2 separate regions of the Homo sapiens genome follow, and region 1 is linked to region 2. Evidence: read pairs that join two places in POLR2A ChIA-PET (ENCODE). Cell type or tissue: GM12878. All regions are shown on one strand. Links, peaks and the distances in the headings refer to the core of each region. The heading gives the core; the rest is flanking DNA. Region 1 has its middle 17 kb from the start of NRG2. Region 2 holds the start of CXXC5 (CXXC finger protein 5).

Region 1 (16,226 bases), core at 4,274-8,273, 400 kb after region 2:
TTTTAGAACTTATCATTCAAAAGTGTCTTTAGCGCCTACTCTGTTCCAAACTTTCTATCAGATGCTAAGAACGTAGAGGCAAATAAGACATATAAGGCCCCTGCCCTTGAACAGTTTACACTTGTAAAGGGAGACAGACACCAAAAGGAAAGAAAGAAACAAAAAAAAATTTCAGTGAGAGAAAGAAAAGATGGAGAAATAAAGAGCGAGGTGTATGAGTATGATTGGATTGAAAATGACCAGGACAGGACAGGTGCAGTGGCTCACACCTGTAATCCCAGCACTCTGGGAGGCCAATGTGGGCAGATCACCTAAGGTCAAGAGTTTGAGAACAGCCTGGCCAACATGGTAAAACCCCGTCTCTACCAAAAATACAAAAAAAGAAAAAAGCTGGGCGTGGTGGCTGGCACCTGTAGTCCCAGCTACTTGGAAGGCTGAGGCAGGAGAATTGCTTGAACCCAGGAGGCAGAGGTTGCAGTGAGCTGAGATGACGCCTCTGCACTCCAGCCTGGGTGACAGAGAGAGACTCCATGAAAAAAAAAAATGACCAGGACAGGACAGTGCTTACAGGCATGGTTTCTCTAAGAAGACAGAATGTGATCTGAGACATGAAGAATGAAGAGGAGTCAGCCACACAATACACTGGGAGAAGAGCATTTGAAGCAAAGGGAAGAATCCCACACAAAAGGCCTGAGGAAATAATAAGCTGGACACGATCAAAGTAGGGAAGGAAGGCCAGTGGGGTTAGAGATTGTTATAACAAGGAAGAAGAGTGGTATGGGATGAGGTCAGGGAGATAAGTAGTGATCAGACTCATGCTGGGCCTTGCAAACTAAAGTAAGTTTGGGTTATTTTCTAAGCACAATGGGAAGTCACTGGAGGGTTGAAGTAGACACCATGTGATTTATAATTAAAAGAGATCACTCTGAGGTATGGGGCAGAGACTGTCATGGTACAAGAGTGGAACCAGCGAGATCAGTTAGGAAGCTGGCAGTGTCCTGTCCTGGTCATTTTTTTTTTTTTTTTGCAGTAGACTAGGAGAGATGACAGTGGTTTCAACTTGTGTAGTAGCCATGGAGATAAAGAAAAATTGACAGAATTTAAGATATAATTTGAAGATGGAACCAACAAGACTTGCTAGATTGGATGAAGTGGGCAAGGAAAATAGAGTAATCACAGATGACTCAAGTTTTGGCTTGGACAGAGGATGGTACCATTGGTTGAGATGAGAAATTCAGTAGTTGAAAGAAATAGAAAATTCCATTTTTGTCATATTAATACCAAGATGCCTGTTAGACATGCAAATGGAAATTCAAGTACAAGTGGGTAGGTAAGTCTCGGCTTAAAATAAGAGGTTAGAGTTAAAGGTCTACATTTGGGAGTCAACATATAGTTGGTATTTAAAGCTGTAGAACTACATAAGATGATGAAATAAAAAGGGTGATAGGGAAGAGTTTCTAGAACAGCACTGTCCAGTAGAAATGTGTGAGCCACACATATGAGCTACGTGTGTAATTTTACATTTTCTAGTAGCCATATTAAAAAGTAAAAAGAAACAGATTAATTTTAATAACTTAATATATCTAAAATATTAGTATTTCAACATGTACCCATATAAAAAATTATTCATGAGACATTTTTTAAATACTGAGTCTTTGAAACCCAGAGTCAATGTTATGCTTTATGGCATATCTCATTTCTCACTAGCCACATTTCAAGTGCTCAGCAACGAAAGTTTAGAGGTTGAATAGAGGAGGAGGAATCAGGAAAAGAAAACTGTAAGAATGGTGCCATGGAAGCCAAGTGAAGAAAGTATCTTAAAAAGGGATTGGTCAGCTGTGTCCAGTGTTTATAAGAGGCTGAGTAAGATGAGAAGTGGCAATAGAATTCAGCAACATGGAGGTCACTAATGACCTTGACTAAAGCTGCTTCAGTGGAGTGATGGCTTCCTGGAAGGAAGCCAGAATGGAGTCAATGAAAGGTAAGGAAGTGGTGCCAGCCAGTATAAACAACTGTTTCAAAAACTTTGGCTGTGCAGAGGAACAGAGAAATGAGCACTAGTTGGAGGGGGATATGGAGTCAAGGAAGGGTTTTTACTAAAATAGGAGATGTCAGAGCATGCTCAAATGGCAATGGGAATGTTCTAAGAAGAAGAAAGAAACTGTTGTGGGAGAAAGTGGATAGTAAGTGAGGAATGGAAATCCTTGAGAAAACAAGAGAGATGAGCGTAAGAGCACAAAGAGAGGAGCTGGTCTTTGACAAGAAAAATTATTCTTTTATCAAAACAGGAAGGAAGACAGACCATGGGCACAGTATAGAAGAATGGATACAGATTAGTTTATAGAGCTGAGTAATGGAATCTTCATTTTAACACAGGGCTGAAGCCATAAGCGAAAACAAAAACCAAAAAGAGAGAGAAAAGAGGAATGCAAGCTGGAAAGGAAAAAGGTGGTATGCATGTGGAAGGGGAAGAAGGGACACTGTATTCTTCCTTTTTTTCTTTAAAGAAATCCATTTGACTAATATAAGAGAGGATTAAACTTTTCCACGATCTGAACTGTTGGTGTCCACCCTACAAGATACCCCTTTCTCTGGATCACAATACCTAGGAAACCAATTTAGTAATCACAAGATTGCTCGATGATCAGAGTTTCTGGGCAAAGGGAATGAATAATCTTGAGTTCATTTCATTCAAGGTGTTAAAAAAAAAAAAAGCCTGATGAGCTATCTCTGATACATGTAACAGGGTACACATGCTTGCTACATTCAGCTTATCTCTCCCCTGAACAATGTTGGAAACGAAGCGACACAATCTCAAAATCCAGTTTGTGGAACAATCTACCTGAGACCTATTTAATCTTATATCTATTTGGAAGTACATCTTCCAGCCATTAAGAAAATTGAAAACCACTAGAGGCAAAATGTATCAGGCAGAGTCCCAAGCAGGAAATACTATTCTATTCAAAACAGTTTACTGAAAATAACTTATTAAAGGGACTATCTACAAAGATGTGGGCCAAGTTAAGGGAAACAAGACTCAGTAGAGACACCCAGGGGCCTGCAAGAGTGGTAAAACATTCCCTTCCCTCGACATACAGGGGTGAGGTGAAGAAGAAGTGTCACCAGATCCCAGTAAGTACTGGAGCCACATCGAAGGGGCCGTCAGGCAGCTCCTGCAAGAATGTGGCACTAAAGTAGGGAGAAAGAAGGGGGAAGAAACAATCTAGTCTCTCCTTTCTGCTCTTCCTCCTACCCCCATGCCAAGCTTCTGCTGAATGAACCACAGTCAGAAGCCAGAGGATGAGGGAACCCACAGAGGTCAATGTACAGGGTTCCAGGCAGGACAGGGAAGGGCAAAGAGTGAATCTGATGGGTGGGAGTCTGGGGGCAAACAGTATAACTAGCGCAGGAAGATAAGCTATTCTTACATGAAACAAAGAAGCACCTAAATAGGAATGCCAACCTTGGACTATTTATGGAGCACTAAATTTATGATAGAGAGGAGGGAAGGGGAGAGGGAAAGCGAAGTAAAACTCTCATTCATACGAAGATAACAGTAACTCTTAGCTTTCATTCATCTCTCTTACTAGACCAGAGATTTGGAAAAGGGGGAGATATTATTTTGCATTTTGTTTTATTCAAGAGAAGCCTTTATTTTCCCCTTATTATTAGAAGGCAAAAAATCCTAGATATAAAAATATTTGTTTGACTCTTTGAGAAAAAAGAATCCAGTACAGATTTTCATATCCTATTATCCTTATACTACTATTCCCACCTCCCCTCCACGTGCACCACTGGAAAGAGGCTAAACCTCCAGGAGATACTGGCTTACCGAAGCTTAAATTTAGACAAAAGAACTGATGCAGACATTTGAGGTCACTAAGCTTCTGTCACCATATGGACATAATCAAACAGAAGGCAATACAGCATTGTGGTTAAGAAGGTAGGCTCTGAACCCAGACTGCCTGGGTTTAAATGCATGTTCTACTACTTACTAGCTGTGTGACCTCCAGCAAATTACTCCTGTCATCCTCCATATCATCTGTAAAATGGGGATAATAATAGTACGTATTCTACAGTGTTAGCTTATGAGGATTACATGAGATACTTCATGTAAAGTACTTAGGGTACAGTCTGCCATATAGTAAATGCTTAATAAGAGTCTTACTATTAATAAAGCCAATTTTCTGATTCTGAAGTATTATGCAATCAATTATATTTCTCTTTAATAACCTGGTCTTTGTCTCCTCTCCATATGTTTAGATTCTTCTCCAGAATCAATCTCTCTCTCATTCTGTCTCTCTCTCTCTCTCTCTCTCTCACACACACACACACACACACAGCAGATAGTGGAGTCCTCATTTCTCATTTATATCAAAGATGTTTGGATACTCTTTAATTCATTCATTTACTCATATCTTTATTGAGCACCTACTATGTTCCAGATACTGTACTAGGTGCCGGGCATAATATAAAAGTGAGGAAAAAGCAGACAAAGTCCTTACTCCTAAGAAGCCTGCGATCCAGTGAGGGATACAACATTAATCAAATTACTACAAATAAATATTATATGATATTTACTATCTTATAGTACACTACTAAGTACTATCATATAGTATTTATTTGTAGTAATTACATTAATGAAAAACCTGAGCTGCAATATCACAATACACTTACGGGCATTGTCCATCAGCTCAGGTTTTTCATCATCTAGAGAAAAAGAGGAGCAGAATTCCATGAGCTACAAGTGAGACACCAGGCTTTGCTGTCCAATGTGGTAGTCACCAACCACATGTGGCTATTTATATTTTAGTTGTAAGTAACTAAAATTAACTATAAAGTTTTAAATTATGTTTCTCATTTGCACTAGCCACTTTTCAAGCATTCAGTCATCATATGTAACTAATGGGTACTGTATTGAACAGTGAAAATACAGAAGATTTCTATCATTGTAGAAAGTTTATTGCACAGCCCTCAGATATGAAAGAACCCTTCAGTTGTGAAAGAACCTCATATATAAAAGAAATTTCCATGGTTTGGAAAGGGGAGGTGGTGACAAAAGTAGGGAAAATGCTGTAAGATACAGAAAACATGGCAAAGATAAGGTTTTTCAGCTTAACCATAATTTCAATTTCTAATAGACATGAGGGTCCAAGGGTGATACAAGGCTAAAATATTGCACGGACTAGTTCCCTTCCCTACCACTTCCTCACCAAAAATACATTTTTCTAATGGAATTTTATATTCAATTTCAGGTATTTTTTGTTTGCATTTTTTGTGATGTAACTTCAAGGGAAAACAAAATTCACTTTATAATGAATTATCATGTTTACGTTCCAACTTTTTTGCAATGAAAAGCTATAGGGGATATCTGTATGGGCCAAGTGGCTTTTCCCAGAAGCGACATGATTTCGGGATTTGTCAGTTAGCTCTCTTCCATATTCTGGACGCCACCATTTCTTACTCATGAACATGCCACTTTTTCAGATTTCCTTTTCTCATTATCTCGGGGACACAAAGCTTTAAGTATAGTTTCACATTGACTGTGTTTACATCCAGGGGGTCAGAAGCAAGGGTTCTTCGTTTTCCTGTGTGTGATCACGGAGCCAATGCTCCCTTTTCATTGGTACTTGACAGTGCCTCAGGAAAATGCTGTAACTAGTGTGTGTGTGGCGGGGGAAACGGGACTTTTAAATTTTGCACCCAGGATAAATCTGCCATGTGCACAGAAAAATAAGAGGAGTCCTGGTGACAGGTGGCAGTTTTCTACCTGGGAAAAGAAATTCAAGTCACCAAAGGGGAAAAGAAGCTTTACTTATTTTCTAGGTCTGAGAAAAATCACAGCTGTTGTTGTTAAGAATTCTTATCAGACAGTCTTAATTAGTAAGTCAAAATATGGATATTGTTTCTCAGTTATGGATTGTATGAGTAGATAAATTATAAAATGTGGTCCCCAAAGCTGAAACTAACCTAATACTGAATCCCTCCCAAACAATCCAGCTGACCAACATGTAGGAAGTCCTCCCCTGAGACTGCCATGGGGTGAGGAAACCCAACCACCTGTGTGAAAAGGCTCACATAGAGGAAAACCAAGGACTCTGGCTGGCAGCCCCGGCTGAGCTTCCAGCTGGCTGCCAACACAAACTGCCAGCCATGAGAGTGAGGCCATTCTGGACACTTCACCATTCTCAAGACCCCGGCCAACTCTTGTGAAGCAGAAGGACCACTTAGTCAATCTACCAAAAAGTGAGAAGTAATAAATTGTTGTTTTAAGCCACTAAGTTTGGAAGTATGGTTGACCCTTGAACAACACAGTGTTGAATTGCACGGGGCCACATATACACAGATTTTTTTCCAATAAAAGTTTCACAGAATGTGCTTGCCTCTCCTGCCTGCCTTTCCACCTCCTCCACCTCTTCCACCTCTGCCACCCCTGAGATAGCAAGACCCACCCTTCCTCTTCCTCCTTTTCCTCCTCCTCCTCAGCCTACCCAAAATGAAGACCATGCGAATGAAGACCTTTCTGATGACCCACTTCCACTCGGTGAATAGTAAATATATTTTTTCTTCCTTTTACTTTTCTTAATAACATTTCTTTTCTCTAGCTTACTTTATTTTAAGAATACAGTGTATAACACATATAACATACATATCTGTTAATTGACTGTTTATGTTATCGACGAGTCTTCCCAGTCAACAGTAGGCTACTAACTTGTTAAGTTTTGGGGGAGTCAAAAATTATACGTGGATTTTCAACTGCACATGCAGAGAGGATGTCCGTGTCCCTAACCCCATGTTGCTTAAGGATCAACTGTGGTTTGTTAGAGAGAAATGGATACTGAAACAATATCTTAGGTAAGACTATCTAGAGACTATCTAGCATACTTCCTTTGTACATAATGGTAGGCATATTATTTTGTTTTGATAAATTAAACTATGTCATGGAAGAAAGAAAAAATCAGACAGGCTTTCTCCCTTCTTCCTACTACCAAATATGCTAACCTTTCCATGCCTGTACTCACACTATCTACCTTTCTTTTGTTACATTGAAAGAACTGTCCCTGTTCCTGTCAAAAACCAGCACTTGCAGTTGTTTTCCAGATCCTATCTTTTCTTGCCTTTTCAAGGACTCCACTCAATTCTCTCTTCCTTCTGCTACATCATAAGTTTTTGTCTGTCTGTTGACTCATTCCCATCAGCAAATAAACCTGCCTTAACATCATTCATTAAAATAAAACATTGAATTCATATCACCTCCACCCATTGTCCCATTTTTCTTCTTCCATTCATAGCAAAAAATCCTGAATTAGGTGTCCATGTTCTCTGTCTCCACTTTCCCACCTACTGATTCCTCAACACATCCCAACTTGTCACCAAATTCAACAGTCATCTCCTTTCCTCATCTTCCTCCATCTCTCAGCAATGTTTGACACAATTCATCACTCCTTTCTTCAAACACTTTCTTCTTTTGGTTTCTGTTACATCTCACACTTCTGGTTTTTACTCTATCTCACTGGCTACTCTCTTAAAGTTGTTTCTGGATATTCCTCCTCCGATCAGCCTCAAATTGTTAGTAATCCCCCAGCATCAGTACAGGGACCTCCTTCTTTTCTCCATCTACCCTCATTCCATAGGTATAATTTCATCCACTTTCATGGCTTTAAATACATCTAAGAGCTGATGACTCCCCCCAAATTTGTGTTTTTCTTTTCTTTTTCTTTTCTTTTCTTTTCTTTTCTTTCTTTTTTTTTTTTTTTTTTTTTTTTTTTTTTTGAGACGGAGTTTCACTCTTGTTGCCCAGACTGGAGTGTAATGGCATGATCTCTGCTCACCACAACCTCCGCCTCCCAGGTTCTGCCTCAGCCTCCCAAGTAGCTGGGATTACAGGCATGTGCCACCACACCGAGCTAATTTTGTATTTTTAGTAGAGACAGAGTTTCTCCATTTTCGTCAGGCTGGTCTCAAACTCCCGACCTCAGGTGATCCGCCTGCCTCGGCCTCCCAAAGTGCTGGGATTACAGGCGTGAGCCACTGCTCTCAGCTACCACATTTGTATTTCTATACAAGTACTTCTTTCATGAAGTCCAGAACTACATATCCTCTTGCCATCTCTACTTAGAAGTCTAACAGGCAACTCAAATTTAACATTCTCAAAAAAGAACATGAATTTCCAATCCCATCTTCAAACTTATTCCTCCCTATTTTGGTAAATTGCATGACCCTCTACATAGATGTTTAAGTCAAAAATCCTACAAGACATTGAAACCTCTCTTTCCTTAACCAACCACATTTAATCCCAGTCTTGTCAACTCTACCTCCAAAATATATCACAAATCCTTTCATTTATTCCTATCTCCACTGCTACCAGCTACTACCATCACTTAGACAAGTCACCATCATTTCCACCCTGGACTACCATAATCACCTCCTAACTATGAATTTCCTACAAAGAGCTTTTTAAAATGTAAATTGGATATCATTCCTCTGCTCAAAATTCTCCAAAATTTGCCACTGTATTTAGAATAAAATTAAAATTCTTTACCCTAACCTAGAAGGTCTTACATTACCTGGCCTCTGCCTACTTTTCCAACCCTATGTCCTGTCACTTTCTTGTTAGTTTAGTGCAGTTCCAGCCACACACACCAACCTGCTGTTCCTTAAACACACCAACTGTGTACCAGCCCCAGGGCCTTTGCATTTGCTATTTTCTATGCCTAAAAATCTTTTCAGATCTTTGCAAGGCTGGCTCCCTCTTGTCATTCAGGTATCAGTTTGGATGTCGCTTCCTCAGAGGGATCTTAAATGATTGCCACCTAAGGAGTAGCCCCCAGTCAGTCTCTAGAACATGTCATTTTCATTATAGCAATTCTTACTTGCTGATAATAGTTTGCTTATTTGGTTTTTGTGTGTTTGTTTGCTGTCTGTTTTTCCCCACTAGAATATAAGCTCCATGTGAAAAGAGCCCATGTTGTTTTGTTCAATACTGTATTCCCAGAAGAGTGCCTGGCACTCAAAAGTGCCTACTGGCCGGGCACGGTGGCTCACTCCTGTAATCCCAGCACTTTGGGAGGCCGAGGCGGGTGGATCACGAGATCAGGAGATCGAGACCATCCGGGCCAACATGGTGAAACCCTGTCTCTACTAAAAATACAAAAAGAAATTAGCTGGGCGTGGTGGCAGGTGCCGGTAGTCCCAGCTACTCAGGAGGCTGAGGCAGGAGAATGGCGTGAACCCAGGAGGTGGAGGTTGCAGTGAGCCGAGATCATGCCACTGCACTCCAGCCTGGGTGACAGAGCGAGACTCCGTCTCAAAAAAAAAAAAAAAAAAGTGCCTGCTAGGTGCTTTTCACATGGAGCTTACATTCTAGGGGGGAAAAATAGACAACAAACAAACATACAAAACACAAATAAATAAGCAAACTATTATCAGCGAGTTAGAATTGCTATAATGAAAATGACATGTTCTAGAGACTAATTGGGGGCTACTCCTTAGCACCCAGTAGGCACTCAAAAGTGTATGTTAAATGAACAAATGCCAGGATAATAATTATAATTATGTCATTCCTCCAGCCTGGCAAACATGGTGAAACTCCATCTCTACTAAAAATACAAAAAAATTAGCCAGGTGTGGTGGCACACGCCTGTAATCCCAGTTACTTGGGAGGCTGAGGCAGGAGAATAGCTTGAACCAAGGAGGCGGAGGTTGCAGTGAGCCCAGATGGCACCACTGCACTCCAGCCTGGGTGACAGAGTGAGACTCCATCTCAAATGATAATAATAATAATTAATAATAATAATTATTATTATTATTATGTCATTCTTTAACCTTGGTTCAGTTCAAGAACTTTATATGGGTAGTAATATAAATATTTCCTATGCAACTCACATTCGTCTCTATGAATGATTTCTGTATAGTATGTATACTTGGTACTTTAGTTATGACTCCTCGATTACAACTTTTGTAAAGGCAGGGATTACACCTTACTCAATTTTGTATACTGACAGCCTATATAGTATCTGAACTATTATAGGCTCTAAAAATACTTTGTTGGCTTGAATAATATCAGTCAAGAATCTGAATACTTGCTTTGAGCTTAAGTGGTAAAGTTGATATAAAAATGCATTATGACAGTGATCCCTCTCTACAAGGCATTTAAAACCTAAAATCAGGAGGGGTTATTGCGTAAAATTAAAATACAGGAAACAATAAAACACTTTATAGAAGCAATCCAACATTTTAAGAATAAATACCTCCAGAAACAGGGAAAAATGAAAATAGCTGATGATTTGATAGTGACACTGTGGGTATGTTTTCTCATTTAAATTCTCTTAATTGTTGTTTATGTAAAAAATACAACTCGTGACCAGGCGCGGTGGCTCATGCCTGTAATCCCAACACTTTGGGAGGCTGAGGTAGGTGGATCCTGAGGTCAGGAGTTCGAGACCAGACTAGCCAAGATGGTGAAACCCCATCTCTACTAAAAATTCAAAAAATTATCTGGGCATGGTGGCGCACACCTGTAATCCCAGCTATTCGGGAGGCTGAGGCAGAGAATTGCTTGAACCCAGGAGGCGGAGGTTGCAGTGAGCCAAAATCGTGCCACTGCACTCCAGCCTGGGCGACAGAGCAAGATTCCATCTCAAAAAAATAAATAAATAAAAATAAAACTTGTAAGAAGAATTCTAGGTCCTACAAATATCAGTGCTTTCTCCCATTAGAACCTTCACAGAGTAGAAAGAAGATTTAAGAAATTCCTTTTCCCAGAGAGCCACAATAATGTTGTGCACCACCAACTCTCAACATTTTCCACCAGGCTGATGCCCCTGGACAGCCATTCATGTTACTCCTCTATCACTACCCAGTCAGTTAAGTAATCAAATACTGAGCACATGGCTCTACCCTCAAGAAGTTAACATACTGGTAGGGGAAACACCTGTAAACATAGAAATGCCCTGCAGTATGATAAATACAGCAAAAGAAGTATGTACAAGGCACAGATGCACTAACAAGGACTGCTTAATTCTGTCAAGAAACATATCACAAAGGAGGTGATGATGAAGTTAGGTTTCTAAAATTTAAGTTGGAATTCACCAGGAGGAAAAGGAGAAGAAAGGTATATAAGACAAAGACATAAACCATAAAGTGACATTCCTAAAGGGGTACAGATCCCTGGATAAATCACAGTGTGTCCGTCTCCCCAAAATATTTTATGGGTAATATCAACTTTGTAGAAATAGCAACAAAAGCCTTGGAGAAAAAGTATAAACAAAACCTAAACTTTAGGTTAGTCTGCAGAAGAACAAGAGACAGTCCACCTAATCTTGGTGATAGATTGTGTGTATGTGTTTGAGGTTTTATATATGAATACATGTATGCGATTTTTATTTATCATCATTCAGCCAGCATTGAAATCATGATAAAATTAACTAAAAATTACCTACAGAAACTTTTCTAGGATTCACTCTCACATAAAGCAAAGTGTAATAAATAAAATTTTTAATTTCTTTTACAATGAAATAGGGCTCAAAAATTTTAAAAACCGTTAAAACTGTTTCCTTCACTTTCTAAGTCTCTATGTTCTCATCTGTAAAGATATGTTAATTAATGTATAATCTCCCTTAAGACTGGGATATATATATATGTGTACTAAAAGTGTTTGGAGCCTAGACAAAGGAGATAAAGAAATAGAATTAAATCTACTACCACTTTCTCTGACCCAACCCGGAATACTTAAATTAACTAATATCAGTATTTTTCTGTTACTGTTAGATACACAATGAACTATTCAAGGGTATGTAAAAGTAGTTACAATATGTACTCAAGTAAAAATCAGAAAAAAAGTTGCCTATCATGTCTATGTGCACTTATGGGATATACATTCACAATCTAATTGAGAAGAAAATACATTTATGAAACAGTTAGAAATAATACGGGCAAGTGTAAATGAAGTCCTAAGCTACACAGTAAAGACTGTAGATGCTATCAGTTCTGAGGATGGAAGCAATATTAATGACACTCATGACCTCTAGAATGCGAATGTCCTTGTCATAGTTCTCTATCTCTTTTCGAAAATCTTTTCTCCCACGGGGGGAAAAAAAAAGTTCACTAAAGAAAGATTGGGGCCAGGCATGGTGGCTCACGTCTGTAATCCCTGCACTTTGGGAGGCAGACGTGGGAGGATCGCTTGAGCCCAGGAGTTTGAGACCAGCCTGGGCAATATGGTGAAACCTGTCTCTACAAAAAAATTAGCCAGGTATGTTGGCGTATGCCTAGAGTACCAGCTACTCAGGGGGCTAAGGCAGGAGGATCCTTCAGCCTGGGAGGTTGAGGCTGCAGTGAGCCCAGATTGCACCACCATACTCCAGCCTAGGCAAGAGTGAAAAAGAGCAAAAACTAAGTCAACTATAGTTCAAGAATCCAAAGCCAATTATTACTAGCAATTCAGAGAATTACCTTCTAGGCTTTAGAAAACATATTAGAGCTATTGGGTGGGGGGGAAGTTAGATTCACCCTTCATACCACACACAAGAATAAACTCAAAATGGATCAAGAGCTTTATTGGAAAAAAAAAAAAAACTATACAAGTTCTAGAAGAAAACTTGGGTGAATTCCTTTTTAACCTCTGTGTAGGGAAAGGCTTTGTAACTATAATTTGAAATACAGAGGCAAAACAAATAAAATATTGATAAATGTAACGATATAAAAATAAAAATGTTTTACATGACAAAACATAAGAAAAGGAAATGACAAACTGGGATACAATATTCACAATATGTATCACAGATAAAGAGCTGACGTCTTAAATTTATTTTTTCTTTCTTTCTTTCTTTCTTTCTTCCTTCTTCTTCTTTTTTTGTCTGAGACAGGGTCTCACTCTGTCACCCTAGGCTGGAGTGCAGTGGCACAATCATAGCTCACTGTAACTTTGAGCTCCTGGAATAAAATGATCCTCCTGCCTCAGCCTCCTGAGTAGCTGGGACTACAAGTGTGCACCACTATGCCTGGTTAATTTTTTATTTTTTAATTTTTTTGTAGAGACAGGGTCTCACTATGTTGCCAGGGCTGGTCTTGAACTCCTTGCCTCCAGTCATCCTCCTGCCTTGGCCTCCCAAAGTGCTGGGATTACAGACATGAGCCACCACACCCAGCCAAATTTACTTCTTAAAAACTATTTAAAATATAACAAAAATGACCACAAATTCTAGAGAAAAATAGGCAAAAATACATAAACAGACAATCCACTAAGAGCTATATAAACACAGTCTTAAACATATATAAAAAGATGTTCAACTTTATTCATAGTAAGATAAATGCAAATTATTAAAATGATGTTAAGATATCATTTCTCACTCATCAGATTGGCAAAAAAAAGTCAAAAGCAACCATCCTGGCTAACACAATGAAACCCCATCTCTACCAAAAATAAAAAAAATTAGCAGGGCATGGTGGCACGTGCCTGTAGTACCAGCTACTCAGGAGGCTGAGGCAGGAGAATCATTTGAACCCAGGAGGCGGAGGTTGCAATGAGCCGAGATCGTGCCACTGCACTCCAGCCTCAAAAAAAAAAAAAAAAAAAAAAAGGTCAAAAGCTTGATACAGTGGACCAAATGTTTATATCCCCCCCAAATTAATATCCTAACCCCAAAGGTGATGGTATTAGGAGGTGGGGCCTTTGGGAGGTGACTAGGTTATGAGGACAGAACCCTTAATGGGATTAGAAAGATCATTCTCTCCTTCTGCCATGTGAGGACACACTGAAAAGACCCTCTAAGGAGAAGTGGGCCCTCATTAGACACCAAATCTGCCAGTGCCTTGATCTTGAACTTCCAGGCCTCCAGAACTGTTAGAAATACATTTCTGTTGTTTATAAGCCAGTCATGCATCATTTTACAACAATGTTATGAGAAATGGGTCATTAGGCAATTTCCTTGTTGTGTGAACATCATAGAATGTACTTACACAAACCTAAATGGTACATCCTACTACACAGCTAGACCATATGGTATAGCCTATTTCTCCTAGGCTACAAACCTTTAGGACCCATTGCTATACCGAATACTGTAGGCAATTGTAACACAATGGTAAACATATGTAAACATGGAAAAGGTAATGTGTTGCACTACTATGTTATGATGGCTACAATCTCACTTAAGCCATAGCAATTTTTCAGTTCTATCAGAATATCATGGGACCGCCATCATATATGTGGTCCATTGTTGACTGAAGTGTCACTATGCAGCACATGACTGTATTTTGTTATAGCAGTCCAAAAGGACTCAGGACACCTGACAATACACTCTGTTGGTGAGGATGCAAGAAAACATCTCATCCTCAATATAAGATGCAATGTATGAGAGTACATTGAGAGGTATTCTCATACGTTGCTGATGGGAATATGGCAGTATATAACAAAACTACATACAAATTTACTCTTCAACACAGCAATCCCACTTGTAGAAATGTATCCTTAAGTTATACCCCCAATGATTCAAAAACACATATGTACAAAGTAATATATCCACTGTACCAAGCTTTTGACTTTTTTTTGCCAATCTGATGAGAAATGATATCTTAACATCATTTTATTAATTTGCATTTCTCTTACTATGAATAAAGTTGAATGTCTTTTTATATATGTTTAAGACTCTTTTTTTTTTTTTTTTTTTGACAGAGTCTTCCTCTGTCGCCCATGTTGGAGTGCAGTGGCGCAATCTCGGCTCACTGCAACCTCCGCCTCCCGGGTTCACGCCATTCTCCTGCCTCAGCCTCCCGAGTAGCTGGGACTACAGGTGCCCGCCACCATGCCCAGCTAAGTTTTTTTGTATTTTTAGTAGAGACAGGGTTTCACCGTGTTAGCCAGGATGGTCTCGATCTCCTGACCTTGTGATCCACCTGCCTCGGCCTCTCAAAATGCTGGGATTACAGGCGTGAGCCACCGTGCCCAGCCAAGACTATCTTTGTATAGCTCTTAGTGGATTGTCTGTTTATGTATTTTGCCTATTTTTCTCTAGAATTTTTGGTCATTTTTGTTATATTATAAATAGTTTTTTAAGAAGTAAATTTGGCCAAGTGTGGTGGCTCACGCCTGTAATCACAGCACTTTATTACTTTAATAATGCAATAATATATTGCATTAGTTGTAATATCAAAATATTAGAAACTACCTAATATCTAAGTGGGCAGGTTGATTGAATAAACTATAATACATCTGTACAATGGAGTATTATGCAGCAATAAAGAAGAACTAGAAAGATCTCTAGGAACGATACAGAATGATTTCCAGGAGATATTAAATTTTAAAAAGCAAAGCGCAAAAGACCATATAATATGTTATATTTTGTGGAAGAAAGAGGAGAAATAAGAAAATATACATTATCATTACAAAAAGAGACACAGGCAGGATAAACCAGAAAACCATGAAATTTGTTTTCTGCAAGGAGTAAGGGTGAGGGGATGAGTGGAAGGGACACAGGAGAGAATGGCTGTTCTCTGAGTATAACTCTTCGTATAGTTTTGACTTTTGAAAGCATGTTAATATCTTACATATTCAAAAGATAAATCAATTAAGAATGAGGAGGGGGAACCCATAAGCAAATGCCAATTGAATAAATAAGTGTAATGTATATCAAATGAATAACATGACCACAATGAATGGAAAAAAGTTTAAAAGAAAAAACTAATCCAAGAAATGTATGAAAACAGTGTGGCCTCAGTTTTGGAGGGGATGAGGAAAGAAAAGTGCAAACGAGTCATGAACTCTTTTTAGTAGGGTTGTTAATGGTAGCAGTATGGGCAAAGCAATTTCAAAATTATTTTAGATGTAATTAGGATTGAGCAAATGGGTAAATGTGTTGGTGTTATTGGGAGTCAGGGTTCTCACCGTGGAAAAAGGAATATGTAAGTATGAAATGGGGAAAGGCAAAAAAAGAATCTTGTGGAGATGCACTGGAATTGGAGAAACTGGTATGAAGTCATGATTTCTAAAATGTGAATATGTATATACATGTTTATGTATGTGCACATGTATATGTGTATGTGTATGTGTATGCACATTTGTGTATACATGGCTTTACTTCCCATCTCTGTTTGTTCAAAAGTCCAAGAAGCAAATAAAACCTGGTAGCAATGAGTATGCCTCGTGCCTAGATCTTGGTTTCTAGTACCATTCCCCTCTAAAAGGAATCTGTCCTCCTTCAAGAAATGGCTGATTCCAGGGCTGGGGCAGC
Region 2 (16,226 bases), core at 6,932-10,931:
ACACCCCTTCCCTGAGGAAGCCATCACCACTGGGACCACCTGGCCTTCCTCCATTGCAGCCTGTGGATCCCTGGCCTCCCGCCTGAGTTGGGGGTGGGGGTGGAGGCATAAGTCTGAAAAAAAAGTGGGTAATAGTCAGCAGTTCCCTAAAGTAGAATTACTACCCACCCTCTGCCATGGACCCCAGCATAAAGCTTTTTGTGGGGCGTGCATGACCTGACTCTGTACTGGCGTTAGGCTTCAGGAGATCTGTGGAATAGAGTTTGACTTCATGGATCCTAACCCTCTGAGACCTGCTGCTGACTCCCAGGGAGCAGGTCCTCCCTCACAGTCTGTGCCTCAGCTTCCCCAGAAAAGGTAGATGGAGGTGAGTTAAATGCTTGGAGATCCTACACCTGGGCTTTTGCTTCCTTTTTCCTTGCACGGTCAGTGCCCAACACAGTGCCTGACATTCACACTGAGGCCCAGCATACCTATCTTTAAGCAGTTTGGAAGTGATCTTCTGGGGGTGATGGGCGTCTTAAAACGGTTTCCATAGCAAGCACCTTACTTTTACTCACATGGGATGTTTGTTTGGAGGGGGGCATTAAAAGGACTGCTGGCAAGGAGGAGAGAGACTAAACGCCTCCCCAAGGGAGCCATTTCTTGGCATAGTAGTTAAGGGAGACCACTTCTCAGCATTCGGAAGGAACTGGTTGGGAGCAGGTGTCCACGATGTCTGGGGAGGGGTCACTTCGTGTGGTCTTGGATATCAGGAGTGGCAGAGAGGCAACACATTCCAGATGAGCTCTGCCCTTTGACACCTCCCCCCACCCCACCCCGGCTGGGTCAAGGCCCCAAGGCCACATATAGAAGGCGTGGAAGGTGGGCACCAGCTGCTGCTGCCAGGAGATCCATGCTCCATAAGCCCTCGCGCCAGCCTCGGAGACAGCCAGGCTGCGCAGAGCAGAGGAGAGGAAGCAGCGAGGTGGGAGACAGTTTCGCTTCTCCCACCGAGGCCGCGCCTGTGGCTGCAGGCGCCCGGATCGCCACAGTTAACTCCCTGTTATCTGGGCCCCAATCGATCTCAGGCTGTAACGTTTAACCCTAGGCTGACTTCCCCAACCGCCCTCCCCCTCTCCCTCCCCTGCTTGGGTCTGGGGACTGCGTTTTCTTCGCCTCGCAGAGGAAGGTCGGCCTTGCACAAATCCGCCCCCACGAATCCCAAAGAATTGGAGAAAACTTCCACTTTGGGATTATATGCAGTTGGGATTATATGAGCCCGGGGCTTGCACCATGGGTACGTGAGGTGAAGACATCTGCAGCAGCAGGATTAATTAGCCTAAGATGGGCATATGGAGGCCACTGATGGAGTGAAAGCGGGATATGCGGGCCCAACTCTGTCCCCACTGGGCGCCTACTCTGGCAAGGCTGAGTTTTCCTTCTGTCTTTCAATCAGTACCTATTGAGCGCTGCTGTTCCAAGCATTGTTTCGGGTTTTGAGTGCGTAGGCCATGGTCTCAGGGCACCAAATGTACGTAGTCGTTTTAGCCCCGGGACTCAAGAGTTGAGGCTGATGCCTGCCTGAGAGATAAAATATCCTTTCTCGGATCAGTTTCCTCACCTGAGAAATGGGAACGGGAATCTCCGCCCCTTTTCTCCCGGGGCCCTAGTGCCCACTGAATCCATTAAGGAGCTCTTGGAAGGGTGGGGTCTTGGAACACGCGTCTACCTCCCAGGACCCTCGACTAGGAATCTCTGGCCCGCCGCGCACCTGAGCTGGGGGGCGCGGCCAAATTCTCCCTCCCGGTCCTCGAAGCTTCTGGCCCCGCTCTAGAGGGGGCAGAAAGATAGCAGATTTCCCCGGAGGTGCGTCTCTAAACCCAGACCGCCTCACCAAAGCGGGGAGGTCGTCCTTTTTTTTTTTTTTTTGTAAAGTTGCGGGAAATAGGCGAAGACGGGGCGCGCAAGGGAGCTGAGCCTGGGTGGACCGCGTCAGGGCGCGGGGAGCTCGAGGCGCAGCGGCTGCAGCTCCGGCCTCAGAGCCCGCGGCGTCCAAGTGGCCCGAGCTGCGCTGGGAGGGAGGCGGCGGGAGGAGGGAGGGGAGCCGAGGTGGAGGGGGTTGGGGGGAGGAGGGAGCGGCGAGTCCGGTCCGGGTTTTGCCGGCAGCCCCCGGGCAGCGTTCATAGCTCCTGCCCGGGCGGGCGCGCGGCGGCGGCGGCAGAGGCGGCTGAGCCTGAGCGGGGATGTAGAGGCGGCGGCAGCAGAGGCGGCACTGGCGGCAAGAGCAGACGCCCGAGCCGAGCGAGAAGAGCGGCAGAGCCTTATCCCCTGAAGCCGGGCCCCGCGTCCCAGCCCTGCCCAGCCCGCGCCCAGCCATGCGCGCCGCCTGCTGAGTCCGGGCGCCGCACGCTGAGCCCTCCGCCCGCGAGCCGCGCTCAGCTCGGGGGTGATTAGTTGCTTTTTGTTGTTTTTTAATTTGGGCCGCGGGGAGGGGGAGGAGGGGCAGGTGCTGCAGGCTCCCCCCCCTCCCCGCCTCGGGCCAGCCGCGGCGGCGCGACTCGGGCTCCGGACCCGGGCACTGCTGGCGGCTGGAGCGGAGCGCACCGCGGCGGTGGTGCCCAGAGCGGAGCGCAGCTCCCTGCCCCGCCCCTCCCCCTCGGCCTCGCGGCGACGGCGGCGGTGGCGGCTTGGACGACTCGGAGAGCCGGTAGGTGTCGGGCCACGGCCCTCCCTCGACCCCCCCCGGAGGCCGGCCCCCTCCCCTTCCCCGCCTACCTCCCTCTCCTCCCCCGGGGTTCGGTGCGCGGCCGGGGCCGGAGTTCGCTGCAAGTCGGCGGAAAGTTTGGCTGCGCGGGTTCCCCCGAAGTTCAGGTGCGGAGAGCCGGGGACGGGGAAGGAGGGGTCCGTATTTGGGAGGGGCGGGGGGCGCCCGCACCGTAAGCCGCGGAGCCCCGGAGCCTGGGAGACCTAGCGCCGGTGATCGCTTGGTGGCCGCTGCTATACCCAAGCCTCCCTAAGCCGCAGTATGCTCGGTCGCAGATCACTGAGTTCAGACAAAAAGAGGGGTTTTAGGGTCTGGGACGGCGGCTTGGGCGCCGTGGAGTGGGGCTGGGACGCTCCTTGCGGGGTGCCGCCCCCCTCCCCCCCACTACTCCAGTTCGCGGGCGCTGGGGCAGCGGGCGCCCGGGGTCCTCACCTCTTGGCGTTGGGCGGGCGCTCAGCCTGCGGGGGCGGCTGCTTGTAGATCTCTGGCGCGCACTCCCCCCATCAGACCCCGCTCGCAGCCCTGTGTTGAGGGGCGACGTTAACTGCTCTGGGCGCCCTCGACCACGCGTGGCTGAGCCTCCCCCACCACTTGGAAGAAGCGGCGGCTACTTCTGCATTTTTCCTCCGGCTCCTCGCCCCCGCTGCCCGCGGGGTGCCCGGCGGGCTGATGAAGTTTGACCTTTTTTTTCCATCAAAGTATCTCCCCCACCACCACGGTGCCCCGCGGCCCCTCCCTCCCTCCTTTCCCAGCCTTGGGGAGTCTTTTGAGCTGTCTCCCGAGCCCCGCGTGGGCCACGCAGCGTGCAGAGCCTGGGAGGGAGAATGGGGGTGTTCCTCTAGCTGCGGAACTGTGGGGGGCGTACGTCCCCGGCGCCTGCCACGCTGCACTGGCCCCAAATTTACCCATGAAGTTCGGCCCGACCCCCCTCCCCTTCGCTTCCCCGGAGCGGAGTGAGGGGCTGAACCGCCGCGAGAGGAATGTGTTAATTTTCTGGCTGGGGGAAGTTGTCCTCGCCCGGAATGGGCTGCTTTCCGGCGGGGAGCGCGGGGTGCGCCTGGCTTTGTTTATTTGTAGGATCGACGGAAAGCGAGTGACCCCGGTTTTTAAATGGGGGGCCACCTTCGGGACCTGTCAGAAGAGCTGAAACGCCCAAAGTGGGAGCAAGATCTCTTTTTGTTCTTTTTTCCCCCCCGGGAATCTGAAGGGGTGCGCGGAGTTGGGCTGGTGCCTCGGGCTGCAAGGAAGCACCAGTAAATTTGGGGGGTTCTGTAGTGACTCATTCGGAAAGACCCGCTCCCTGAAGTCTCCCGCGACGGGGGTCTGAAGGTTTGGCAACCGCGCCCTCCTTTGCCCCCTGGACTTTGGGTGGTCTGAGAGTCGCGCCTTCGGATGGGGGGGGAGCTAAGGGGGTGACCAGCGGACCAGACTCCTGACCCCCACCTTTCCTCGCGCGGCGGGCGCTGTTTGGAGCCCTTGGATTTGTGGTGGGCCCTGTCCCCCCCACCCCCGCATTTTCTTTGGAAGCGTTGGGGAGGGGGCGTGTGTGAGATCGCTCGGCCCTCGCCCCCGCCGGAGCCGCCCCAGGGCCGCCGGCAAACAGAGTCCCTTTCAAGTTTTCCGCTGGGGCCGCCTGGCGGGGGCTGCGAGCGCGGTCGCTGCGGACTTGTTTGGAGCGCGATTTGAACGCCCGGCTCCACCTCAGCTGCCCCAGGCCGCGGGGTGGGGGGCGTCTGTCCTTTGCAGTTGGGAGTATTTAAATTAGACGTCTTGGGGGACCTACTGGCCTAAGCTTCACCTGATCCCCCTCCTGAAAGATGCCCGTGCCTTGGTTTCCAACCGCCACTAGAAAACCGGGAACTGAGACCGAAGCCCCCTCTAAACCCCTTTCTGAGAGCCGTGCGGGGAAACTCAGGCCGGCGGGCTACCTACCCGTAACTGCGTATTGTTGATTTAGCAGTTTCCCTAGATGAGAGTCAGGCTGGAGCTTGGGGGGGTGGGGAGTGGCCCGCTCTGCAGCTGTCACCCCCCTCCCAGAACGGAAATTGTCCTCTCCTTGGGGAGGAGGGAGAGGGGGTGATGGTTTGATTTTTGCCCTGGGAAGAGATGGGAACAGCTGAAGGAGATTGGCCTCCGAGTTCCCAGCCAGCCCCCGGAACTTGGGTAGAACCCCCCTACCCCTCATCCTCGCAGTAGCTGGGTCTCTCCCAGGGACGCCCCTAGTCAGCCTTGGCCTCCCTCTCCATGCCACCTCCCTTTCCAAGGTGAGCCTCTGCAGAAGACAGACCCTTGGCTGGCTGGCTGTCGGGTTGGTGCCTTATTTATGTGTGTATCTGGTCCTGGCCGTTTTCCCCGCTCAGCAGGTGACCCTGGCCAGGGCCTCCTATCTCTCCCGCGACAGAGCCTGTTGACTTACCCGAGGGCCAGTGGCCTCGTCTTTATCACGTGAGGCCTGGAATGTCCACCCAGCTGGGCTAGGCTGGGCTGGGCTGGGCTGGGGTGGGTGGGGGAAGGGGAGGGGAGGATTCTGCATCCAGGGCACCGGCCAGCACAGGCCCATGTTCCATGGGTTCCCACTGTGACCCTCAACTCTTGCTGCCCCTTTCCTGCTCTGCCTGCCTCCTACTCATTTGGCACATGTGAAACTGAGACCCATAGGAGTGTGGGGGCAGGCTTGTATCTGGGTGAAGAAACAAGTCCAGGGGAATGAAATACCCTGCCTTCTTCAGGACTGACTGCACCTTGTTGTTTATGGGAGGATGGAGTGGAGGGAGTCTTGCTAGGAGGGAGAGAGGGATGTGGGCTGGGCTGACTTTCCAGGTTGCAGGATAGGGTGGAGGAATGAGGGAATACGGGTGAGCCAGACCCAAGCCTGGGTTCCTAGAGCCCCTGTCTGGTGGCTTGATCATTTAGTCCGAATTAACAAGCATGATGCTCTGGGGCATGCCCTAATTGAACAAGAATGGGGGGGTTCACACATTGTTATTACGTTACTATTGCCCACTCTTTATATGTTATTCATTTGTTGGCCCAATATGTTTGTATTGAGCACCTACTGTGTATCAAACCCCACCCTTCTGGTGGTACACAAATGAATCACTGCTCCAGCTCTGGAGGCAGGCCCAGGATAGAAGCTCCGCCCCGTTTCCCCGCCCCCTGGGGCCCTGATTGGGGCTTTCCCTCTTTTCTTTTTTCTGGGGCTCTCCCTCTCTTACCCCCACCACCTGGTCCCATCCTAGCCGCCGGCGCGCGCGCGCGCGCGCGCGCGCGTGTGTGTGTGTGTGTGTGTGTGTGGCTGTGTATGTGTGTGTGAAGTGTCCTTGATTAAGTGTATTAATAGTTAAACTCTCACTCATAGCTGGAACTCACCAGACCACAAAAAGCCTCCCCCGTTACTCACGCGCTACTGCCCAACAAGAATATCCCACTAAAGTTTTTTTCTGCTTTCTCTTACTTCCCCCTCACCTCCCCCCAACGCTGAGCCCACCCTTCCTGGATTCGAGCAATGAGAAAGGACTGCCCCCTAAAGACCCAGGAATCTCCAACCCTCCACCTGCCCCCTAAAGCCAGAGGCAGTGTCAGCTGACAGAGATGAGGCTGTGTGGGCACTAGTCTGTTGTTCTGGGATGTGGGAATCTGGGTGATGTGTGCTTATGACTCAGGACATGTGTGTCTCTAAGTAGTGTATCTATATCTGTGAATCTCTGTGTTGAATGTCTGTCTCAGGGTGTGGGAGTCTGAACATACATGGATTTATGAATCAGGGCATGTATATTTGTCCTGATCTAGAAGTGTGTGGATCTGTAGTGTATGTGTACATGTGTGTTTGTGAATCTGAGATTGTATTTCTGAAGATTGGCTATGTCCCTGTGAATCTGGGAATGAATATATTCTGTGAGCTGTGTGTGCTTGGAATTTTGGAGAGTTTGGATTTGTGATTTGTGTGTATCTGTGTGCTTTGTATATGCTTATAAATCTGGGGGATCTGACTCTGAGTAGAGTGTGTCTGAATTGTGAATGTGGGAGTGGGCCTGTCTGTGCTGTATGGACAGTGGTTTCTCTCTGTCTGTGGTGGCGGCTGGCTATGTTTTCCTTTCTCTTTCTGTATCTCCGTCTTACTGAATCTCCCCCTCTGGTTGTTTGAGGCCCTGAATGTGTGTGTAGCATGGAGTGTGTGTGTGTAGAACTGAACCTCTCACACCCAGTCCTTCCCCCTGCAACCCCTACACCCCTTCCCTCCCCAGCAGTAACTGGGCAGCCTCCCCGTCTGCCTGCCTGCTGGGAGTTTTGGAAGCCGCAGAGGGAGACAGGCTGGGGCTGGGGTGACAGCGTGTATCCACGGCAATGGTAGCATGTGATTACGGGAATAAAAGGATTTTAAGGTCATGGGTGGGTTTTCTGGAGGGAGGGGGTTGTGCCCCCACAACCCACCATTTGGTGGAGCCAGTGGCAGCAAAGGGCCAGCCTGTGTGTCTCCATGCTGGGAAGCCTGCCCCTATGCAGGTGAATGTGGATATGTGGGGCTTACCTGGGAGTGTGAGCACATGCTTGCACATGTATGAACGGAGCCTGTGAGAGCATGTGTGTCTGGCTGCCAGATCCCCAGATGAGAGTCCATAGGCTTGTTCCCTGGGGGAGGATTCCCAGGAAAACTTCTTGCTTCTGGGTATTACATGGAGCTGGAACCCCACAGTCCTCTGTATGTTGAGAAGCAGTCTGGTCCCAACCTTTCCCTGTACCCATACTCCCAACCCCAAGTCTAGTGTCTCTGGCCAGAGACTGACTGGGCCAAGTCACCTGGGCCAGGCCACATCTTGGGGTGTCAGTGCCCTGGCCCCGCTCCAGCCCCTGTAATTGCATTCTGCCGCCTAATCCCCCGCCAGCTCAATTAGATCGCAAATTCTTCTTCATTTCCTGCCTCTGATGCTGGCCTCCCTCTGGGCTCACAGGGCCTAGGAGGGAGGGAGGGGATCCTGCCCCGCCTTCCACAGCACTAGGGGCTCTAGAGAGGTGATTAGTTCCAGGCACACTGGCCCCAGAGCACAGGTTAGAACCCTGGGGACCAACAAGACAGGGCTCCACTGGCCCTTTTTGGGTCAGCCTCAGTATCCTCACACTAGGGCAGGGCTGGTGTTACCTGGTATGGGGGCTCTGGGTAGACCAAGCAGATCACTCTAGCCAGGACCCTAGCTTGTACCCTCACCTGGGGCTCCTACAGGCTCTGCCCCTCTCCCATCCTCAAAGCAGTTGCCATCTCCCCAACCCCCCACGGCAGTTGTGACCTTGTTTTTGACCTTTTCTGGGTGTCCCTTGTCAGAGCCAATTGAACCACTGAGCTCCACTGCTACCGGCTCCTCCTAACCTCCACCCAGACAAGTGTGTATGAGCAGTGGCTCTAGAGTCCATCAGATCTGACTCCAAATCCTGGACATGTCACTGCCTAGCTGGATGTGTGACATTTGGGCCAGTTGTGTTATCTCTACAAACCTCAGTTTCCTAATCTCTGAAATTGGACGGTAAGAGAATGCCTGCCTCACAAGGTCATTTTCAGATGGACACAGATGGTTGCATAGTGCCTGGCAGGGAGAGGTGCTCACCTACAATCTGTATTCAGTAAACACTGGCTTTTATAGAGACAAGGAATGCATGTCCCCCGTGAATCCTAAGAAAATAACATGTGGCTCACACCTCGCACTTCTGTCTCCATTCAGCTGATTACCAGGTGTGTGACCGTGGGTGCATCACTTTGTCTGACTTTCTCTTCCTCATCTGTAAAATGGGACTGATAATAGGACAGACCCCATGGGGCACATGGTAGCCTTCTCTGAGATGATGTGTGCAGATGCTTGGCCTCAGTATGTTTTCAAGGTGTTACTTGCCTTCTTTCTTTCCTCACCCCAAGCCTAGGGTGGGGTAGAGCTGGTGAAGACACAGGCTCAGGGACAAGGGGACTGACCCAGGTGGTGAAGCTAGTAATGGGGCCAGGCTGGGGTAGCGTGGGAGGGCTGGGGGGTGACCTGCTGGCTCAGCTGAGCTGTGAGGCCCAGCCGTCCCTCCCCACAGGTCTCTGTGGAAAGTGGTGGCTTGGCTGATTTTTCCTGGGAAGGAGAAGCTGGATGTCTCCCGCTCCTTCCCCAGGAGGTGCCGTGGCAGCGGCTGTGTTGACAGGCCTCCTGGCTTTCTTGATAGGGTGGCTGGCAGCTCTGGAAGGCCGGCTGTACCCAGATCAGCCCTAGGGAAGAGGGAACTGCAGAGGTCTCCCTGCCATCACTAATCCCCGAGGCCCATCCCACCCTCAGCCTGTCCCTCCATCGCAGGAGGAGAGCTGGGGAGACTGGCTGTGATGGAGGTGGTGGAGAGACAGGCCAGAGGTGGGGCAGCCCTCCGCCTCAGGGTTCCCCATTGCTCCCTGGCTAGTCTCCTGCTTCCTATGACCTTTGTCACTCACTGGCCTAGCTCTTCAATATTTCATGGCCCTTCAAGCCGGCCCCCTACCCCAGCCCACACAGCCCCCTTTGTCTCTGCCTGCCACCCCCCGCCGCCCCCCTGGGCATCCCTGCCGCTGAATTACTGACCCAGAGGCTGCCTCTGCCTTCTCCTAACTGTCCCCCACTGTGCCTGCCCCTGACACTTTCCCTATCCCTCCTGACCTACCTCCCCACACCTCTCCTTGTGACACCCTTCATCTCTTCGGGATTCTCTCCCCTTCGCTGACATCTCTGACCATCTCCCTGCCCTTTTCCTCCATTTCCCTCTTTTGTTGGCCTCCTCCTTCCCAGTGGAACAGAAACCGCGGCAACTGGTCCGCCTGCCTGTCCACCCCCCAACCACTGTCCACCCCTTCCTGCCCCCTCCCCCACCAGCTGTGCCGGCCGGCCGTGAGAGCTGGTTTTATTTATTTTTCTGTTTGTTTGGGAAGAGGGCAGTGGCGGCTCTGGGCCCTGGCTGCTGCGCTCTGCTTAGAGCAGCGGGCAGGCGGGCCTCACTGGCCTCCCAGGAATGTGGCTGGGACGCCCCAGCTATATTTACTCCCCTCCAGCTGCCGGCCCCAGCAGGGCAGAGCCAGGCCTGCCTGGTGGCCCCCGGGGAGCCCTGTACCCGCCCTCCTCTGTCTGGCAGACCCTACATCGCCCTTGGGCCCAGCACTCCCTCCCTTGCCTGTGACCTTTTCTGACCTCCTCAGACGTGCCCAGCCTGCCAGCAGGAACACTTGTGTGCCATGCCAGTACGGGCGTAATGTTCGGGCACTGGGGGCCTGGGTTCCTGTGGGGCAACCCCTAGCGGCCCCTACACACCCAAGTAGGGGCCTAGGCTGGGCCTGTAATCCGATGGCCAGAACTATGCAAAGCATCTTTCCAGGCCTTTCTCTGTGGGCCTGGCCCCTGCTCTTGCCACAGTCCCCTTGGCTCTGCTGTGATCACTGGCAGGGGTGGTGTCAGGTGGGGGCCTCAGTGGGCTTGAGTGGCTGTGCTCCTGGCATCACTGGATCCCCAGGTCTCTCACACAGGCACACATATGTACGTGTAACACACCTAAGTGCTTACATACACACACATGTGTGCAGAAAGACACCCTCACCCATGAAAACATGCTGGCTTATACCTTCCTTGCAGGCAGGGCCGTGCCTCCTGTCATTGATCCCCTCATTCATCAGATGCTTATTGGGGCTGCTTATTGGGCCTGCTCCTTGCCAGCCTTGCAATGGGATATGGCAGTGATTACTTCTTGTACCCCCAGTGCCTGGCACCAAATAAGTGTTTGAAGAACTTTAGCTGCTGCTGTAATCAGTTGCGGCCCCCGTTAACTGCTATTTTGTTTTTGTTTTTGTTTTTGTTTTTTTGAGATGGAGTCTCACTCTGTCACCCAGGCTGGAGTGCAATGGCGCCATCTTGACTCACTGCAACCCCCACCTCCTGGGTTCAAGCAGTTCTCCTGCCTCAGCCTCCCGAGTAGCTGGGATTACAGGTGTGCGCCACCATGCCTGGCTAATTTTTGTATTTTTAGTAGACATGGGGTTTCTCCATGTTGGCCAGGCTGGTCTCGAACTCCTGACCTCAAGTGATTCACCTGCCTCGGCCTCCCGAAGTGCTGGGATTACAGGCGTGAGCCACCACCCCCGGCCAACTGCTATTGTTGTAATAGATTGTAACAAAGCCAGTGGTAATGGGTAGCCCAACGAAAGTCCTCTCTGTGGCAGGCACCATGTTAACAGCTTTCTGACTTTCACTTTTTTTCATCCCCACAGTAGCCTCAGGTGACATGGGCCCATACCTGGGACAGATGCATGTTGTTAGCATCCCCATATACAGATAAGGAAACTGAGGCCTTGGGAGTTTGTGGCTTGCCACTGCCTAGTGGGATGGAGTCCTGGCAGAGCCCTTGACAGGCTGTTGGCCTCTGTGTGCTGTTTCCTGCACCTTCCACACTATCTGGCACACAGAAGGGACTCCTTAAATGCTTGCTGGGCACAGGCCTTGCTCTTTCCTCTTTGAGGCCCCCATAACCCTTGGCAATGGGCTGGATGTGTTGGGAGATGGGCTGATAGGCTAGTTGGGCAGACAAAAGTGAATGAATGAATGACTGGATGACTGGTGGTGAGGATAAGTACTGTCAGGGGACACTGGGGTAGGGGGTTGCTGGTGAACAGGCTGGCAGGTGGAGACCTACTGGCCCTGTGGAGGATTCTGGGAAGCAAGGTAGGGGCAAGGCGGAGAGATGTGGCCAGAGAGCAATAGGCTGCTAAGCCAAGCCAGTGGGGCGGGTCCTATCTTCTTTGAGGACCACAATTTTTCCATCTGTCAGATGGGCTTGGGAGCCTTTGTCCTGGCTGGCTGCCGGCTGGCCTGGGCTGGGACTGGCCTGGGAGGTGAGGGGACTGTGGCGGGAAGGAGGAAGCAGTGGGTGGTGAAGACAGGAAGATAAAGCGTGGAGCTTGGCTTGGAACCTGAGAAGCAGAGACCAGCCCTGACCTGACGCCCGCCCTCCCTCCCTCCTAGCCGCAGGATGGGGTGCAGGCATGCAAACCCCCCACCACCCACTCTCACTCTGGTGCGGGCTGACTTCCTGACATCTGTGGCATTAGTGGCTGTGTGTGCCAGGAGGAGGTGGCCTGTCCCCTAGGACTAGACCAGCTTCTCTCCAGGCCAGGGGCTCCCGACAGCTTCATGCCAGTTCCTGTTGACTCTGATGGGAGAGACCCAGCCCCTCTCCTGCCTGACCCACCTCCCCCAGAACTAGATGGGAAATTAGTTAACTGGGCTCATAGCAGTAGGCAGAAGTGGACCTGGCCCCCTTTCTTCCTGGGGCGGTCAGATCTTGGTGGCCTAGAATTTCTTAGTCATGGGAGTCTAGAATCATAGATAGAATGCTTGGAATGGAGGCATTTTTCAAGTCAGGATTCTCGTTGGGATTCTGGAATCACAGAACCATGGATTTTGCTGCTAGAAGGAAGTGTAAATGGTCATGTTTCAGTCTCCTTGTTTGATGCTAGGGGACACTGAAGCTCTAGGGGTCAGGCTGCCCTGAGGTCACAGGGCCTCTTGTCCTCAGGTGACATGAGCCCATACCTGGGACAGAAATACCTGTTCTGCCCCTAGCCAGCCCCTCTCTGGAGCTCTAGCCGGTGTGGAGAGTGGGCTGTGGGCCCAGTCAGGCAGTGGGGGGATGCGGCTGGCCCACAGGCACAGGAGGGGTCCTCTTGGCGGTGCCCGCCCGCCCGCTGCCCACGCTTCCCGAGGCACCAGCGTGAGGAGGAAATGCAGGCTGTTGCTTCCAGCAACAGCCGGCAGGGCCGGGCGGCTTCCCAGCTCCCCCTCTGACTCATGGCCGCCTGCAGCTCCCCCTCCCTTGGGGTCCTCAGCAGCCCCATCTGTGCAATGGGGAGAGGAGGCTTTTTTCAAGGTCTAACATCACCCTGACAATACCTTGGGATTCTTTTCAAGACCACTGTTGAACTGTAGGAGAGTTAGGAGTGTCATCTAGAGCAGCCTAGCTGGGCGTTTGAACCCAGAACACTGAGAGATTCTGTTTGGAGTCATCCTAATGCCTCCAGAAGCCTGGGAGGGCTCAATTGACTCCTGAGGCAGAAAGTGTGGTGGGAGGCAAAGGAATAGTGAAGGGACCTGCAGTCAACCCCTTTCAGGAAGAGCACAGTGGGGGATGCGTGGCTCTCTGGGCTCTCCCTGACCTTGGTTTGCCCATCTGCAGAATGGAGGTGGTTACCCATGAGGTCATTCATTCAGTGTCTGTGCTGTGCCTGGATGCTGGGGCTAGTGGCAGATCGGCTGGGAGGGGAGGATTCCTCTGCTGCAGACGGGTAGGGGTGTGACTTGGTGACTCCCGGGGAAGGACTGAGGTGGGGGGAGGTAAGGAGCCGGCCAGTGAGGCGCGGTGTCCAGCGGAAAATCCCAGCTGTTGTCAGGAAGTGTTTCCTCCACTGGTCTCCTGGGAGGGAGACAGGCTAGCAGGAAGGAGGGCAATGGGGGCAAATAAGGCCCCCAGCCAGTCCAAGTGGAGACATCCCAAGCCTGGCAGCTGGGCGGGTGTGCCCCGCACACTGCAGGAGGGCTGGAATGCACCCCCCATGCTCTGAGGCTGGGCCTATGCTGGGGGGCTGGGACTGCCAAGAGGGGCTGGGCCCTCATCCAGATTTCAAAGCCTTCCCCAGGGGCCTTGTGGTGCCCTCCACCCTGTCCTGAGCTGCCGCTGCGGGGGTGGCAGATGCTGTTTCATCGGTCGAGGCAAGTGGGAGCCCTCCGGAAGGTCCTCCTGGGAGGTTCCGGGGGGCAGCAGGGGTGTCCGGGGGCAGTGGGGGTGTCGGCAGCTGCTGCCCCGCCTGGGCTGGCTCTCAGTGGCCTCCCAGGTCCTTTAGGCCCCGGGGCCTGGAGGTGGTGCTTCTGCATTGAGGCTGGTCCCTCCTGCCCTTGCTTTCTCCCACTGCCCACCGAGCTTCTTGGTTGGCTCTGGCCCCCTCCATCCCTGGCTGTGTCTGCAAAGCCCCCCGGGAAGGCAGGGAGGAGGCGCAGCAGGCTCAGAACAGCGGGTGCCCGCGCAGCCAAGTATTTGCTCGAGCTGTCAGAGACAGACAGGCATGTGGGGAATTTGGTGCGTGTGGGGCTGGGGGAAGCAGCCGGGTGGGCAGGCAGGCAGGAGGAGGGAAGCTGGGGCTGCCTCCCAGCCTGTGGAACCCTGCAGAGACCACCTCTCCCCAGTCCTAGAGGCAAGCTGCATCCAGGCACCTTCCTCCTGCCTGTGCCAGTGCAGTGAGGGGAGCGGGATGATCCTGTGGGGTCTGATAATAGCTCTGACACGGGGAAGGGGGTGCCTTGTCGAGGGCCTGCAGGCTCAAAGAGGCTCTGGTGGAGTGTGGAGCCAGGCAGGAATCCGGGTTGTGCCCGACTGTGGCCTCCAGGAAATAGCAGCTGTCATGCTCCCGCCCCTCCACCCCAAGCCTGGCACAACTTGTTTCCTGGCCAGGATCCGGCCAGGGCAGATTGGAGGAGCCTGGTATTGCCCGGCCTGGGCAAGGAACAGGCAGGATGCAGGGGCCATGTTTATAAGCCTAAAGGCGTTTGGGGTGCTCTGGGGAGGGGACCTCAGCCCTTATCTCCTATGCGAAGACCCCAACCCAGTCACCTTTGTGGTCTACACTCCAAAAGCACCCATTAGGTAGGGTAGGGCCCAGAGCTGAGTAATGCTTGGTTTTTCGTAGCTTGAGAGCCCAGAGAGGGGGATACGCTGCCCCAAGGTCACACAGTGGGCTCCTCAGCCTTCCCCTCTACCCTCATGTGGGTGGGGCCACTGGGAATTGGTGAACATGGGGGGGTTTGCTGGGGTGGGGGGCCTATATTTAGTCAGTCCTGCAGAGCCAGGGCGCCTCTGGGAGCAGCTGCTGGGGTTGGGGGGAGTACACAGACAGAGGCCTAGAGCTGCATTTAGTCTGGACAGAAATATCCTCCCCCCACCCACCCACCCACTGGCTGGGAGGCCAGGCTGCGGGCCTGTCCCCTGAGGGGCAGCTTGCCTGGGCCTGGTGGCCGGCGGGACAGGCAAGATGACCCGATAGGCTTTTCCCAGCTCAGGTTTCGATGAAACAGGAACCCCGGAGCTGCAGCCTGGGCCGAGGGGGCCAGGGCAGCCGGAGTCTGGGGGACCAGGACAGCCTCCCCCACCTCCGCCCTCATGCTCTTCCCCATGCTGCAGCCTCCCCTTTTCAGAGGCCTGGGGAAGCAGCAGGTTATTTATCAAGCCAGCCTCCCCGCCGCGGCTGCCCGCGCCGCCCCCCCACCTCTTGCGCTGTCGGCCATCAGCCCAGCAGAGCAGGGTGAGCTGGGCGGGCGGGCGGCAGGATTAGCTCAGGAGACGTGAGTCACCCCATCCCCAGCAGCCCCGAGAGGCCCTGCGGCCTGGCAGTTAGAGTGCACACTCACGCACCCCACACGCGGCACACCCAGGCACACACTTAGGACAGACACAGTCACTTGCAGCACACGTAGTTCCACACGACTCAGCACACCCAGCCGACACGCGTGGTACAGACTCGGTCACATGCACCATGCACACACAGCTCCCATGTGGTGCTCCAGAAGCACACTCACGGTTCCAGCCACAGCCCAGCCTCTGGCACACACACCCACTGGCACGTACCTAGGCGAATGCACATACACAGGCACACATAGGCGTGCACACATAGGCCACTCTCACCCCATTGGCCCCACACACTGGGGCCTGATCATTCTCAGGCCATAGCTTACCCCTAGATGATGCCATAGAGTGGGCCAGGGCACTGGCACACACAGGCGCAGCTGCTGTGGTCAGGGCTCTGTTCCCCTAGACGCCCCGTGTTTAGGCTTACACGGAAGAGGCCCGGCCTTCAGCCATGTTGTGTCCACCGGGTTCTGCAAGGTGTGGGTGGGGAAGTGGAGATGGTTTTTTCCCATAGCCAACCTGGCTCTGCCCTCTCTGGGGAGGAGGTCCAAGTATCAGGCATGAGAGTGTTAAACCCACTGCCCTCTAGTACGGGGCCTCTGGCCCAGGCAGAGTGGGTTGGGTACATGGGGGAGAGATACAGGGGAGCTGGGAAAAGGAAAGGCTGGAGAAGGAGTGCCAGGGAAAGTCGATTTCCCCAGGACCACTAAGTGGCCAGCTGGTTCCCTGACCTGGGGCATGGGGTCCTTGGGAGGTGACAGGGTGTGCCAGAGATGGGGGGAAGAATGAGACCTCTGATCAAATGGGCCCAGGAGTCTTTCTGCCTACCTTCCCTGCTTACCACACACCTGCTTCTCCCTGTCCCCTTAGTTGCCAAGGCCCTCATTATCCAGTGCCCCCACTTAGATTTTGGCCATGTCCCTGGTTCTTAGTCTACAGCCCTGCAAAATGGGTACAGAGCTGGCTTATGTATAAGGAAGTCCTGGGGTGCTGAGAGCTGAGGGTATGCCCTCAGGGAGCCTTTTTAAGCCTCTGCCCGCCTTTGGGGTTGGGG

What was found. Peaks named below come from ENCODE experiments on the same cell type or tissue, not always from the same donor. Only the 100,000 strongest peaks of a DNase experiment are listed, where the experiment ranks them.
Region 1: POLR2A ChIA-PET joins it to region 2 with 6 read pairs; 2 of 35 experiments call an interaction of 5 or more read pairs at or near these places.

Annotation. Positions count from the first base shown.
Region 1 is chr5:140,052,323-140,068,548 of GRCh38, forward strand. No RefSeq gene overlaps it. Among named protein-coding and RNA genes, the nearest start is that of NRG2, 17 kb to the left of the region's middle. In GM12878, for the core only: no CTCF peak of the experiment used is centred there; no DNase peak of the experiment used is centred there.
Region 2 is chr5:139,646,157-139,662,382 of GRCh38, forward strand. CXXC5 (CXXC finger protein 5) reads left to right here and starts at 2,193. Exons shown (of 3, transcript NM_016463.9): 1 at 2,193-2,689. It overlaps CXXC5-AS1 (CXXC5 antisense RNA 1), which reads right to left and starts at 3,572. Exons shown (of 2, transcript NR_149086.1): 1 at 3,179-3,572; 2 at 2,843-3,025. RefSeq lists silencers at 2,121-3,250, 3,451-3,620, 6,691-6,740, 14,844-14,903 and enhancers at 4,413-4,913, 8,661-8,710, 12,604-12,693, 12,772-13,621, 15,173-15,739. In GM12878, for the core only: a CTCF peak has its summit at 8,979; no DNase peak of the experiment used is centred there; H3K4me3 peaks cover 2,072 bases; H3K27ac peaks cover 2,255 bases.